Regions from separate parts of the Homo sapiens genome. Here region 2 is linked to region 1. A link is a contact called in ENCODE Hi-C or POLR2A ChIA-PET data. All regions are on one chromosome and are shown on one strand. Each heading gives the region's core, a stretch centred on a gene start or an enhancer-like site at or near the end of the contact. The rest is flanking DNA. Distances are from core to core; before and after follow the strand shown.

Region 1 (6,926 bases), core at 2,435-4,934:
TGAACTCCTGACCTCAGGTGATCCACCCGCCTCGGGCTCCCAAAGTGCTGGGATTACCGGTGTGAGTCACCCTGCCGGGCCACAACCCAGGAATTTTTTTCTTAAGAGCCTGACAGTCTTGTCTTTGAAATGTAAACCTCGAGGAAAATAGTGTCCCTATCTTCCTGTTGCCTAGGGAGTTTAGCCTAGGCACCTTGAGCTGTTACTACCTGCTTGTCAAGGAGATATGAGAAGTTTAATTTTTTTTTATCTGATACAGGTAATTAACTAGCATGGGTGGCCACCTTGATTTCCAGGTGAATTTAGGATGAGTGTTTAAGAATGCATAGCAGGCCAGGCGCAGTGGCTCACACCTGTAATCCCAGCACTCTGGGGGAGGCCGAGATGGGCGGATCACTTGAAGCCACACAGAAATTGAAAGGAGTTTGAGTCTAGCCTGGCCAATATGGCGAAACTCTGTCTCTGCTAAAATACAAATATTAGCTGGGCATGATGGCACATGTCTGTAATTCCAGCTACTCCAGAGGCTTAGGCACGAGAATCACTTGAACCCAGGAGGTGGAGGTTACAGTGAGCCAAGATCACACCACTACACTCCAGCCTGGATGACAGAATGAGACCTTGTCTCAAAACAAAAAAAAAAAAAAAAAAAAGCATAGCAAGTCCTTTTACATGAGGATGAGTTACTGTTTATCTTGAGAGCATGTATGCAATGGATTGTATCTGCCAGGCTATACAAAAAGGAGGCTTTGACCAGGCGCCATGGCTCATGCCTATAATCCCAGCACTTTGGGAGGCCGAGGCGGGCAAATTATGAGGTCAGGATTTCGAGACCATCCTAGCTAACATGACGAAACCCCGTCTCTACTAAAAATACAAAAAATTAGCCAGGCGTGGTGGCATGCACCTGTAGTCCCAGTTACTTGGGAGGCTGAGGCAGGAGAATTGCTTAAACTGGGGAGACAGAGGTTCCAGTGAGCCGACATCGCACCACTGCACTCCAGCCTGGGCAACAGAGCAAGACTCTGTCTCAAAAAAAAAAAAAAAAAAAGAGGCTTTATTTCTCTTTGCATCTCATTAATGGATCACCTGTGATGGGCATCACAGTCTGGTTTAATGCTTATTCAATGATAAAATTGTTTTCTTTATTTTCTGAATTTGTGGAGAGAATATTCTAGGTTAACAGAATAATTTATTTATTTATTTTGAGATGGAGTCTTGCTCTGTTGCCAGGCTGGAGTGCAGTGGCGTGATCTCAGCTCACTGCAATCTCCACCTCCCGGGTTCAAGTGATTCCCCTGCCTCAGCCTCCCAAGTAGCTGGAACTACAGGCGCGCACCACCACACCCAGCTAATTTTTTGTGTTTTAGTAGAGACGGGGTTTCACCATGTTGGCCAGGATGTTCTTAATATCCTGACCTCATGATCCACCCACTTCGGCCTCCCAAACTGCTGGGATTACAGGCATGAGCCACTGTTCCTGGCCTCAGAAGAATTTATTTTTAGTCTTTTCCTTACCAGTTTTTATGAAACAACTGGGCAAGAACACTGTTAGATTTCACCAAAAAGTTGTGATGAATCATTGTCCTTATATCCCATTTTTGAAAACTGACATTTTAATTGTAAAGCAAAAATAAAATTCTAAGCCTCCACAGCTGTTGAGTGGACTCCCCTGTTGGCCAGCAGGATCCAAAATAAACATGAAGAACTAATTCAGGTCATGACGGGAAGGAGGGGGTCGGACATGCCTTGTCATACTCTCCTCCCTTCAGAGTTTAGGCACAGCTGACCAACATTAACACTAGACTACAGATCATAAGACTGACAGAACAGGCTCTTTGTGTCAGTAAGATACCCAACTCCAACCAGACTCTGATATAGCATCACGTGACAGATAGCAGTCCCTGAAGGAAATCATAGTATTTTACCCCATAATATATTTTCTTTGTCACACTTTAAAATAGTCCTGCAAAGCCATCTCTTTGGGGGAAATTTGCATTCTGTAGAGAATCTCCTTCCCTTACAGAAAAGAATCCAGGTCTTTTCTCGAGATTCTGACACCTTTTAAGATCCAATAAGAGATATTTATCATCTATTCTCTCTGAAGCCTGTTCTGAGGCTTCATCTACATAACAAGAACCTTGGTTTCCACAATGCCCCTTATCTTAACTCAAGCTTTTCTTTTCTTTTCTTTCCCTCCCTCTTTCTTTTCCCTCCCTCCCTCCCTCCCTTCCTTCCTCCCTTCCTCTCTCTCTCTTTCTTTTCTTCTCTGTTGCCCAAACTGGAGTGCAGTGGCACCATCATGGCTCACTGTAGCCTCAACTTCCCAGGCTCAAGCGATCCTCCCATCTCAGCCTCCTAAGTAGCTGAGACTACAGGCATGCACCACCACACCTGGATAATTTTTTTTTTTTTTTTTGTAGAGATGGGGGTCTTGCTGTGTTGCCCAGGCTGTCCTTGAACTCCTGGCCTCAAGGGATCCTCCCAGGTCACCCTCCCAAAATGCTGGGATTACAGGCAAGAGCCACCGCAATGGCCCATTTCTTTACGTCATCTTCCAACTGTTCAGCCAACACTTAACTCTGAATCAACTGCCAATCTTTGAATCTGCTAGTGACCTGAAAGCCTTTCCAGGCTGACCCAATGTGTACATCCCATGTATTGATTTATGTCTTTGCCTGTAACTGCTGTCTCCCTAAGATGTATAAAACCAAGCTGTAACCCAACCACTTTGGGCTCACGTTCTCAGGACCCCCTGAGGCTGTGTCACCAGCCATGGTCACTCAAATAGGAGGCCCAGAATAAAACTCTTTACAAACTTTGAGTCTTTTTGGTCAACATAACCTAACCCTAAACATAATCCTCCTGGGGAAGGTGAAATCACAGGTATCTTTTCTTTGTTCGATTTGTGTATTTCCTGATTTCTCTACAGTTTTTAGGCATTTGCTGTGTGATCTAGAAAAGCTACAGAGTCTCGCTCCGTCGCCAGGCTGGAGTGCAGGGGCGCGAGCTCGGCTCACTGGAACCTCCGCCTCCCGGGTTCAAGCGATTCTCTTGCCTCAGCCTCCGGAGTAGCTGGGATTACAGGCACGCGCCACCACGCCCAGCTAATTTTCGTATTTTTAGTAGAGACGGGGTTTCACCATGTTGGCGAGGATGGTCTCTATCTCTTGACCTCGCGAGCTGCCCTCCTCGGCCTCCCAAAGTCCTGGGATTACAGGCGTGAGCCACCGCGCCCGGCCACAAATTCTATTTTCTTTCTCTTCCTTGGAAAGCATCGCTGGGCATTTATCCTGTCCTAGTATTTGAGTGAAACTTCTCTTAGCATTTCAGCGCAGTGACCACGATACACCCTTTCCTTTCCTTCTCGTTATGGGAAACTCGGTTCTAACCTGGAGGCCTTGGGCTCCAGGACCCAGTCACTGCAGCCCTGGACTTGACCCTAAAAGGGAATAAAGACAAATGCGAAGTTCAGTCCGGGGATCAGGGCTGCCGAAGCTCATATAGCCTGGGGCTTCTTAACCTTTAGACGGGGTAGAGACATTTGAAATGGCCCCTAAAGTTGGGGGGCGCTGGTAGGCTCATGGGAAATAGAGTCCGGCCCTTGTCCTGGGACCAACGGTGGGCCCTGGGAGGCGGACTTCCGGTGAACTCCTGCGCGTGTGCGCCTCTCCCTGGGTGCGTGTTCGCACATGCGCGCTGCCGCCGCACTGCCATCGCTTCCTGTGTGTCCTCAGGTCACCGCTTGCTCTAGTTCCCAGGCTTTGGCCCCCAGTGGACGAGAATCGCTGAGCCTGCGGGGCTGGACGCTGAGCGCCTAGGCCAGCACCTAGGCGGGCGCGGAGCTATGTGGGCCAGGGTTCGCACGGGCCGGGTGGAGGCTTGAGCGGGGACCCCCGAGCGTGAGCCCCTGAGCCGGCGGCCCTGCGGCCAGGGGAACCGGGCGGGAGGTGGCGAAGGTGGCAGCGGAGGCGGAGGCGAAGGGGCGGCGGGAACCGGGCCTGGCCCGTGTGTGTCCTGGGGGCCTGGCCCAGGCCGCCGCTGTACGGTGAGTCCCAGGGAGGCGGATCTGGGCCCCGGGAAGGACACCCTCCTGGATTTGCCCCGTAGGCCCGGCCCGGGCCCCTCAGGAGCAGAACAGCCTTGGTGAGGTGGACAAGAGGGGACCTCGCGAGCAGACGCGCGCCAGCGACAGCAGCCCCGCCCCGGCCTCTGGGGAGCCCCAGGAGGGTAAGTCTTTGGGTTTTCGGGCCCGGAGCGAGAAAGGCCTGGGTGAAGTCACCGTATGTTCGGGACCTTAGAGTATGAGGCGGGGGAGGGTCCGATCGCTTGCAGGAGAGGCGTGTGTTTGGCCTTGAGGCGCTGCACGGGAATATCTGGGAGGACGAGGCTTACGGGGGCGTGGAGGGTATCACCAGCCTCAGCTGCAGACGTCGTCTCCACTCCCCACTAACCCCTAACAGCCCTTCCTCCTCCTTTCCGTGCTCCAGATTTCGACCGCCTCTAAACGTCCGTCAGCATCTCTGTTCTCTCATTTAAGTGTCTGCTGATTCCCCCCTTAGATCTGCCCTGGAGACTGGTAGTAATGCAGGAACAGTCTGCAGGGATTCTCTCTTGCTGCCTCAGTTGCTAGGGGAAGAGACTGGGCCTTAGCAGGTGGGTGACTTGACCGGGTCACTGGCTTTGTGGGTAGAGTTGCTCATAGTAGAACTCAGGAGTCTTATCTCCCAGGCCAGTGTTCTTTCTCCCGTATCCTAGTTTTCTTAGTAGAAGGTTATTAGGTGCAGCAATAACCAAGTTCAGTTAGATAATTTAGAAACAAAACCATATTTTATACACATTCATTTCATTTCTGAGAGCTCACATACTCAATTCCTATGGTTTCTTTGATTTTAAGCAGTTTAAAGAGACAATAAGAAAATGCGGGCCGGATGCAGTGGCTCACACCTGTAATCCCAGCACTTTGCCGGGCTACAGCAAGAGTATCCCTTGAGACCAGGAGTTAAAGAACAGCCTAGGCAACATAGGGAGACCCTGACTCTACAAAAAATACAAAAGTAGCCAGGCATGCTGGGATGCACCTGTGGTCCCAACTACTCAGGAGGCTGAGGTGGGAAGATCAATGGAGCCCAGGAGGTGGAGGCTGCAGTGAGCTGTGAATGTACCACTGCACTCCAGCCTGGGTGGCAGATTGAGACCCTGTCTCAACAAACAAACAAACCACAAAAAACATGAGCCGTATAATGGGAATTTTTTTTTTCTTTTTGCGGGTTGTATTTGATGATGGCAGACTATTTGTAAAAGAAGTCATGTTACCCATGAGAGTCTTAACTCATCTAATTACTACCTGATTATCTTAGAGTTACAAAGTTACAAGTGCATGCTTCCCTTATCAGTCTTTTTTTTTTTTTTTTTTTTTTGAGACAGTGTCTCTCACCCAGTCTGGAGTGCAGCAGCGTGGTCTCGGCTGACTGCAACCTCCACCTCCCAGGTTCAAAGGATTCTTGTGCCTCAGCCTCCTGAGTAGCTGGGACTACAGGCATGTGACACTGCGCCTGGCTAATTTTTTTGTTATTTTTAAGTAGAGACGGGATTTCGCCATGTTGGCCAAGGCAGGTGGATCACTTGAGGCCAGAATTTGAGACCAGCCTGGCCAACATGGCGAAACCCTGTATCACTCTTTTAGGCCCTTCTGAGTGTTTGCAGGCTGAGTGTTCACAGGGTGTTAGCCTATTGAGCTTTCTTTTGTGGTTCTTACGCAGGAGATTCCTGCCTTTGCAGGCCAGAGCACTCATGACTTCAGTGACCTGCTTCTCCCCCTCTAGGTCTACCAGCCACAGTCTCTGCACGTTTCCAAGAGCAGCAGAAAATGAACACATTGCAGGTGAGTTTTCATGCTTGTGTATATGTTCCTCAACTTTATTTTATGATGCATTTTAAGAGGTTTGTAAGGATTCCTACTTTTTTTTTTCTTTTTTTTTGGGATGGAGTCTTGCTCTGTTGCCCAGGCTGCAGTGCAGTGGCATGATCTCGCTTCACTGCAACCTCCACCTCCTGGGTTCAAGCGATTCTCCTGCCTCAGCCTCCCGAGTAGCTGGGATTACAGGCGTGTGCCACCATGCCCAACTAATTTTTTGTATTTTTAGAAGAGACAGGGTTTCACCATGTTGGCCAGGCTGGTCTCAAACTCCTGACCTCAGGTGATCCTCCCGCCTCAGCCTCCCAAAGTGCTGGGATTACAGGCATGAGCCACCGCGCCCAGCCAGGATTCATACTTTAAAATGGGAATGTGGAAATAGACATTGTCCTGTAAAATATAGTGTGGCAGATCAGCACCAAAAATGATTTGTGAAGCTTGTGTGTGTGGATAGTAGATTTTAAGGCTGTTGAAATTGAGCCACACCCAGGACTGATATTCTTGGCAGTCATCACAAAAGGAAAATGCCATCTGTATTAGTCCATTCTCACACTGCTGTAGAGAAATAACCAAGACTGGGTCATGTATAAAGAAAAGAGGTTTAATTGGCTCACGCCTGCAGGCTCTATCATAGGAAGCATGGCTGGGGAGGCCTCAGGAAACTTACAGTCATGGTGGAAGGCAAAGGGAAAGCGGGTACATCTTCCATCACCAGAGCAGGAGGAAGAGGGAGAGGGAGGCGCTACACACTTTTAAACAACCACGTCTTGTGATAAGTCACTGAGTGTCAGGAGAACAGCACCAAAAGGGAAATTGCCCCCATGATCCAATCACCTCCCACCAGGCCCCACCTCCAACATTGGGGATTACAATTGAACATGAGATTTGGTTGGCGACACAAACCGAAACCATATCACCATCCATGACATCGCTTGCATTCATTATAAGGAGAAACCAATTTTGTTACTTGTGGATTTAAGAGATTTTCTAGGACTTTGAAAACTTTCTT
Region 2 (6,926 bases), core at 2,677-5,176, 420 kb after region 1:
TCAGACTGCTGTGCTAGCAGTGAGCAAGGCTCTGTGGGTGTGGGACCCACTGAACCAGGCACAGGATATAATCTCCTGGTGTGCCATTTGCTAAGACCATTGGAAAAGTGCAGTATTTGGGTGGCAGTGTCCAATTTTCCCGGTAGAGTCTGTCACGGCTTCCCTTGGCTAGGAAAGGGAAATCCCCCAACCCCTTGTGCTTCCCAGGTGAGGTGATGCCCCGCTCTGCTTCGGCTCGCCTCTGTGGGCTGCACCCACTGTCCAACCAGTCCCAGTGAGATGAACCAGGTACCTCAGTTGGAAATGCAGAAATCACCCATCTTCTGCAACAATCATGCCGGGAGTTGCAGACTGGAGCTGTTCCTATTCAGCCATCTTCAATGTTTTCCTGACGTTCCCTCTGTTTTAATCTTCACAACAAAAAGTCACCTGCAGCCAGGTGCGGTGGCTCACACCTGTAATCCCAGCACTTTGGCAGGCTGAGGCAGGTGGATCACGAGGTCAGGAGATCGAGACCATCCTGGCTAACACGGTGAAACTCCATCTCTACTAAAAATACAAAAAAAATTAGCTAGGCGTGCTGGCAGGCGCCTGTAGTCCCAGCTACTTGGGAGGCTGAGGCAGCAGAATGGCGTGAACCCAGGAGGCAGAGCTTGCAGTGAGCCAAGATCGTGCCACTGCTCTCCAGCCTGGGTGACAAAGCCTTGGTCTCAAAAAAAAAAAAAGTCGCCTGCAGTAAGCTGATGTCAGTCAGTTATATTTCTATTTTTCTGTCTCCCTATTCCTGTCTTATAATAAAAGTAACTTTAAAATGACTGCATTTTGTTCTTTGTTTCTGTTTTCTTCATCCCTTTCTGTGTGTAAAACCAAACCCTTCTGCACATCTCAGTGGAACACTTATTTTATGGAACGAAGTGTCGTCCTATTCTAGAATTGCAAATGAAGCCAGTTAAACCAATAAATATCTCAGTTAAGATCTTTATCTAAATTGATTGTACTTTTTTCTTTTGACATGAGCTAATTGTTTTCTGCTGAGAAGGTTTTGCAGTTTGCATTGTGGGCCATTAAAGATGCTGCCTATCTGAGCTGCTTTACCTGCCTGAATGGTAGGCTCAATGGCAACAATGACAAATCATACACATTTTTATCTTTCTTTATCAAAAGTCTTTCATTTTTCTTTTGTATCAACTACATTATCAACTCTTATAGGAAATGTTTTAGCTACATATATGAAAGCAATCAGTGACTCTGAACCCAGGACGTATTACCATTATCCAAAAGAAGGCTGTTTGCTTAAAAAGTTCCTTTGATTAAAAATGTCTTGTAGCTTGATAACATAAGCCCAAATCACCTTAATAAAATTACATTGCTCTCTTACTGATGCAGGTAGGGTACCTCAATGACTTTCCTCATTGGCCTGGCCTGTAGCTAGTTTACAATTTTACAAATGCTTTTCTAAGAACAACTGACAGGCAAACCACACATTTAAGTCCATGCTAATAACCAATTGTAAGCATCTTCCTCAACCTTATGGTCAAATTTACAAAGCAATCGTATTCTTGGCATCAGTGGGAACCAGTTGGAAAGATCTTTTTGAGGTACATCATGCTGGTTCTTTTGAGTAGGAAGAGGCTGGGTTGACCACATATATCATAGACCACCACTTCCCTCTTCTTTGGACCTGGAGATTGGCTGTGGCAGTGAGTATTCTGAGAACTGTTCCTCATGGGTTCTATGTCGTGGATAATTACTATTGCGGGCAGCAGTTTACACCCTCATTCTGGTTCACATGGGGCCCACAGAACCTACTGGATTCTCCATCAAGCCTGCACTGAGATTCTGCACAAACTCCTGTTATCATTGCAAAGAGTTTATCTCCTCTCCTTTAATCATATTCAGTATTATTTTTTAGTCCCCTTGGGCATTTGGATCATCCCTGGTGAAAACTGAGATTCTAATGAGTAGTACAATTGTCATTAAGAATTTCTTATAGGAAGTATTCGAATTTCATTACAGTATTTGGACTGAAGCAGCATTAATGTCAGATGAGTGCCCTCACCCTGTTATCCTCAGTCTGATATGTACCAGTGTGCTCTACTCTGCCCCAAAGTCCCATATGTGGATTTAGTACTACATATGGCTTTAAATACCATCTATTCACTGATGACTCCTCAGTTTATGTTTCTAGCATAGGCTTCTCTTGTGAACCCCATATTTACAAATTCATCTACCCACTTGACATCTTCAACTGCATGTCTAATAGGCATCTCAACTTAATGTGCCTAAAACAAATTTGTAATCTTTCCTGAAATATGTTCCTTTCTAAGTTCCCCCATCTCAGTAATAAATAAAATCTCTCCAGTTGTGTAGGTCAAAAGCTTGGAATCATCTTTGACGCCTCCTGCTCTCATATACCCCACATTTGATCTATCAGCAAATGCTGATGACTGTGCCCTCAAAATATATCCAGAAGTCAATGACTTCTCATCCCTTCCTTTGGAGCCAACCTAGTCCAAGTTATATTACCTTTTGCGATAGCCTCCCAATTGATATCATTGCTTCTGATTTTGCCCCACCACAAAGAGAGTCAGATCATGTCACCCCTCAGCTCAAAACCCTCCAATGTCTCCTCATCTCACTCAGTGCAAAGTTGAAGTCCTTTCACAGGCCTACAAGGCCCTACATGATTCTCAGGTACTTCACCTATTTCAAATCTCTTCTTCCTTCATGCATCTTCAGCCTCACTTATCTCACTGTTCTCCCAAAATACAGGATATAGGCCCCTCTGGGCCTTTGAACTTGTTACTCCCTCTGCTATAAATGCTTGTCCCTGAGATGGTCACATGTTTTTCTTTGTAACCTCTTTTAGGTTTTTCTTCAAATGTGCATTTCTCAGTGACCACCCTATTTAACATTACAGCTCCTGCTTGCAGCACTCTCTGCTTTTTTTTTTTTCTCCATTGCACTTATCACTATCTGACCTCGTGATTGTTTATGGTGTTACTCTCCCCACCCACCAAAATTTAAGCTTTATAAAGGAAGGAATTTTTGTTCTCCTGCTTCAAAGGTCTAACCCCAGATCAAAAGCCTGGCCTATACAGCTAATCTTCTGTATCTGTGGGTTCCACATCCATGAATTCTACCAACCATGATTAAAAATATTAAGGAAAAAGTTCAAAATAACAGTACAATAAAAATAATGTAAATATAGTATTATAATTATTTACATAGCATTTACATTGCACTAGGTATTACAAGTAATATAGAGATTATTTAAAATATACAGGAGGATGTATGAGGGTTACATGCAAATACTATGCCATTTTATATAAGGGTCTTGAGCATCTAGAAATTTTGGTATCCTGCAGTGGTTCTAGAACCAATCCCCCTCAAATACTGAGAAAAGACTGTATTAAGTACTCAAGAGATCTGCATTGCATGATTACCACAGCTGTCAGTAGTCTCTGGTGAGCATGAGTCTCCAGTGTGTTTGCTGGTGAGTAGGCTAGGGTGTGACAGGTCCTTAAGACAAGTGGAATTAAAGAACCTGACAAGAAAACATACAACTGCTCAGAATTCTCCTCCTGGAATGCCTGGGAGGTGAAGGAGACCAGAATGGCAGCCTGCCTGATGGGGTGACATCTCTCCACTCCCACAAGCAGCCTCAGGAACACAGGGCTGGGTAGGCCTCCTTATCTGGCCATCACATGGGGTATGAAGTAATACTCACTCACAAGAGTTCTTTTCATTGTACCCAGATCCTGACACTTCCTGGGCCTCATGCGAATCCCCAGGACCCCACCCCCTCTCCTTTAGACCCTTGGGCACAAAAAGTTCTCCCGTTTCTCCGAAAACAGAATTCCACTACCTTTGAGAAAGCTCCCAGAACTTAGAAAAGCCAGTTTATCCTACATGGAGGGTAAAAGGCTCTGGAATTAAGAAACTCTAAAGAACAAAGACCTTCTTTTATCCTATCTCAATACCTGTACTGTGTGTGTGTGTGCGTGCGTGTATGTGCGCACATGGGCGCAAATGCCTACCATTAGTCTCTTACAGTCACCAGCCCCTCCCTTCTGTAGCAGGTCACCACCTTGCTAATCCTGTTATTTGAATACTGGAGGAAATTGAAACAGTGCTAGAAGTCAAAATAAAATCATTGAATCCAGTTTTTAAATAAATAATAATGAGGGAAGATTTGTTTTTGACCAAGGGCCTATGAGATGATCAGGAAGCCATGTTTAATCAATCAAATTATATAGCTATATCACAGGAGTATATGGAGGCTTATGTGACAAATCTAGCAGGTTGGCTTCTTTTTTAAATATTTTAAAATTATTTTAACTGGCATTTTAAATTTTAAATTGGCATTGTAAATTTAAATTTTAAATTTTAAAATAAAAATTTTAATTTTTTCTTAGCAGGGATGGGGCCTTACTTTGTTACCCAGGCTGGTCTTGAACTCCTGGGCTCAAGTGATCCTCCTGCCTCAGCCTCCCAAAGGACTGGGGTTACTGGTATGAGCCACTCCTTCCAGCCTACATGTTGGTTTCTTAAACACAAAAGTTAGTTGAAGGCTACAAGATAAATGAGCTTTTTACTAACTAAAGAATCAATAATTTCTACTTTTATTTTTTGAGACAGAGTCTTGCTCTGTCACCCAAGCTGGAATACAGTGGCACGATCTCTGCTCACTGCAACCTCTGCCTCCCGGGTTCAAGTGATTCTTCTGCCTCAGCCTCCTGAGTAGCTGCAATTACAGGCGCATGCCACCATGCTGGGCTAATTTTTGTATTTTTAGTAGAGATGGGGTTTCACCATGTTGGTCAGGCTGGTCTCGAACTCCTGACCTCATGATCCACCCACCTTGGCCTCCCAAAGTGCTGGGATTACAGGTGTGAGCTACCATGCCCAGCCAATAATTTCTACTTTAAAAATATATATGCTAATTAAAATGCTCATTTTACTAAAATATATTTTTAATTGGCATTTCTTCTGAGAGAAATATGGAGACAGAAGTGCCATAAAGGGCAAAATGAATGGACTGAATTGCCTCAATCAGTAAAGGTGAAACTTGGCCCACCAAAAAACAAGGTCATCACCATTTACAGGTGCCTAATACAACTTAATTAAAGGTAATAAAACAAACTAATAGTTACGATAAGTAATAAAGCCGGAAAGTAAGCCAAGGTCAAGTACATGGAAACAAATGGTTCCAAGAAAAGCAATTGCCTGAGGAGTGGTAAAAAACAAGGTAACAGAGACTCACCTACATAATGGTGATATATTAGCTAGAAAATGATAATCTTTGCTATTCAAATGTGGCTGGAAAAGAAATTTGAAATCACTGTCATGCATATTTCTGTTGCAATCTTTGATCTGCAATAATTCAAAGGAAGGAAAGAAAGGTATAAACCCATACAAATTTAAATATAGTTTTTTAAGGAACTGTATTTCCTTTGAATTATATTTAATAGTTCCTGAAGGAAGGAAAGGTGTAAATTTAAGCATATTCAAATTTAAATACATAAAACATAAGTTAAAACTAACATTGAGGGGTATTTATGCCACACATATCCATTATGCTATTAATATTTCATCATCAACAAACCCTGCTGAGATGGGCATTATCTTATCCATTTTACTACTAATAAAATTGCCTCACAGAGAGATCTTGTAACAGATTCAAGTTACAAAACCAGCAATCACTAGTATGGGATTTGAACCCAGGTCTGTATAACTCCAAAACCCTTGTTTATTCTACTTAATGACCCAGCCTCTTTTCTGATCCTAATTAAACAAGTCCTGATAAGTGAAATGCAGGCAATGATTGTGGAAGCCAGAATGCAGGGTAGAACAGGACTGAACTTTGGGCTGCAGAGCCAAAAGCCAAAGATATTTAATGACAAAAACAACAATAATTATATATATATACATATATACACATATATATACATGTATATATACATATTTTATATATGTATATATATGTGTGTGTGTGTATATATATATACACACATACAGCATATGTATATACATACAGTGGCTGGTAGCCACTGAACCAGAATACAAAGCCAAGAAGACAGTCCAAAAATCTGTCAAAAAGATGTTAACCAGTGTTCCAAGAGGAAGTGGGCCGTCACTGGACACTCTCCCTTTCAAAAAAAAACCCCTGAAAAAAAGGGTGGGGTTTTTAACACCAAGAGAAATAGAGTGGTATAAACGGAAAAGCCAATCACCTGTAAGTGGGTGAAATTTGACAGTGACGAAAGCTATTATATAAATACCCAAGGGAAGTCAGGATATGGGATAAATGGGGCATTTATATCTCTTTCATGAGATAATAGTAATGATAATAATATCAACAACCATAGGAGCAACAGAGCTAACACTTATTGAAACTTCTCAACAACTATGTTAAGCACTTTGCAAACATTACATAATTTGATCACAATATCCCCCCAAGGTATATGTTCTTAAGGAGGCCTGCAGAGGAATTTGGCCCCAGAACTCTCAACTGCTACATTATAGATTCCAATTTCCTAAAGAAATAACCTACCCTCATTAGGGAAATTTTCTGCTTTTAACATAATTTTTGTCTCCTCCCCTCCCCTCCCCCACTACCCCCCTCACTTCCTCTCCCCTCCCCTACACTTCCCTTCCCATCTTTTTAAAGAGACGGTCTCACTCTGTTGCCCAGGCTGGAGTGCAGTGGTGTGGTCTGGCTAATTTTTTGATTTTTAACTTTTTTATAGAGAAAGACCTCACTATGTTACCCAGACTGGTCTCAAACTCCTGGCCCCAAACAGTCCTCTCACCTTGGCCTCCCAAAGGGATGGGGTTACAGGTATGAGCCACTGTACACTATACCTGGCCTGTATTTCTTTTCTTTTCTTTCTTTTTGAGACAGTCTTGCTGTGTCACCCAGG

The links. A loop is a pair of places that touch in the nucleus more often than their neighbours do. ChIA-PET counts read pairs that join two places held with the same protein, here RNA polymerase II (POLR2A). Pooled maps may share reads with other maps.
Region 2: a loop to region 1 is called in a pooled map, with 2.1 times the contacts of the local background. The contact joins two enhancer-like sites. A Hi-C loop is called at or near these places in 1 of 37 single-sample maps with no recorded cell type and 2 of 50 pooled maps. POLR2A ChIA-PET finds 5 or more read pairs at or near these places in 1 of 52 experiments (OCI-LY7).

The regions. Positions count from the first base shown.
Region 1 is chr7:6,726,072-6,732,997 of GRCh38, forward strand. No RefSeq gene overlaps it. Among named protein-coding and RNA genes, the nearest start is that of ZNF12, 23 kb to the left of the region's middle. RefSeq lists enhancers at 1-45, 2,553-3,528, 3,580-3,789 and silencers at 3,940-4,049, 4,460-4,509. Within about 2 kb of position 3,685, at least 39 of the 41 ENCODE cell types and tissues checked have a DNase peak (open chromatin) inside an H3K27ac peak, as active enhancers do.
Region 2 is chr7:7,145,370-7,152,295 of GRCh38, forward strand. No RefSeq gene overlaps it. Among named protein-coding and RNA genes, the nearest start is that of C1GALT1, 34 kb to the right of the region's middle. RefSeq lists a cis regulatory region at 3,420-3,897. Within about 2 kb of position 3,927, at least 3 of the 41 ENCODE cell types and tissues checked have a DNase peak (open chromatin) inside an H3K27ac peak, as active enhancers do.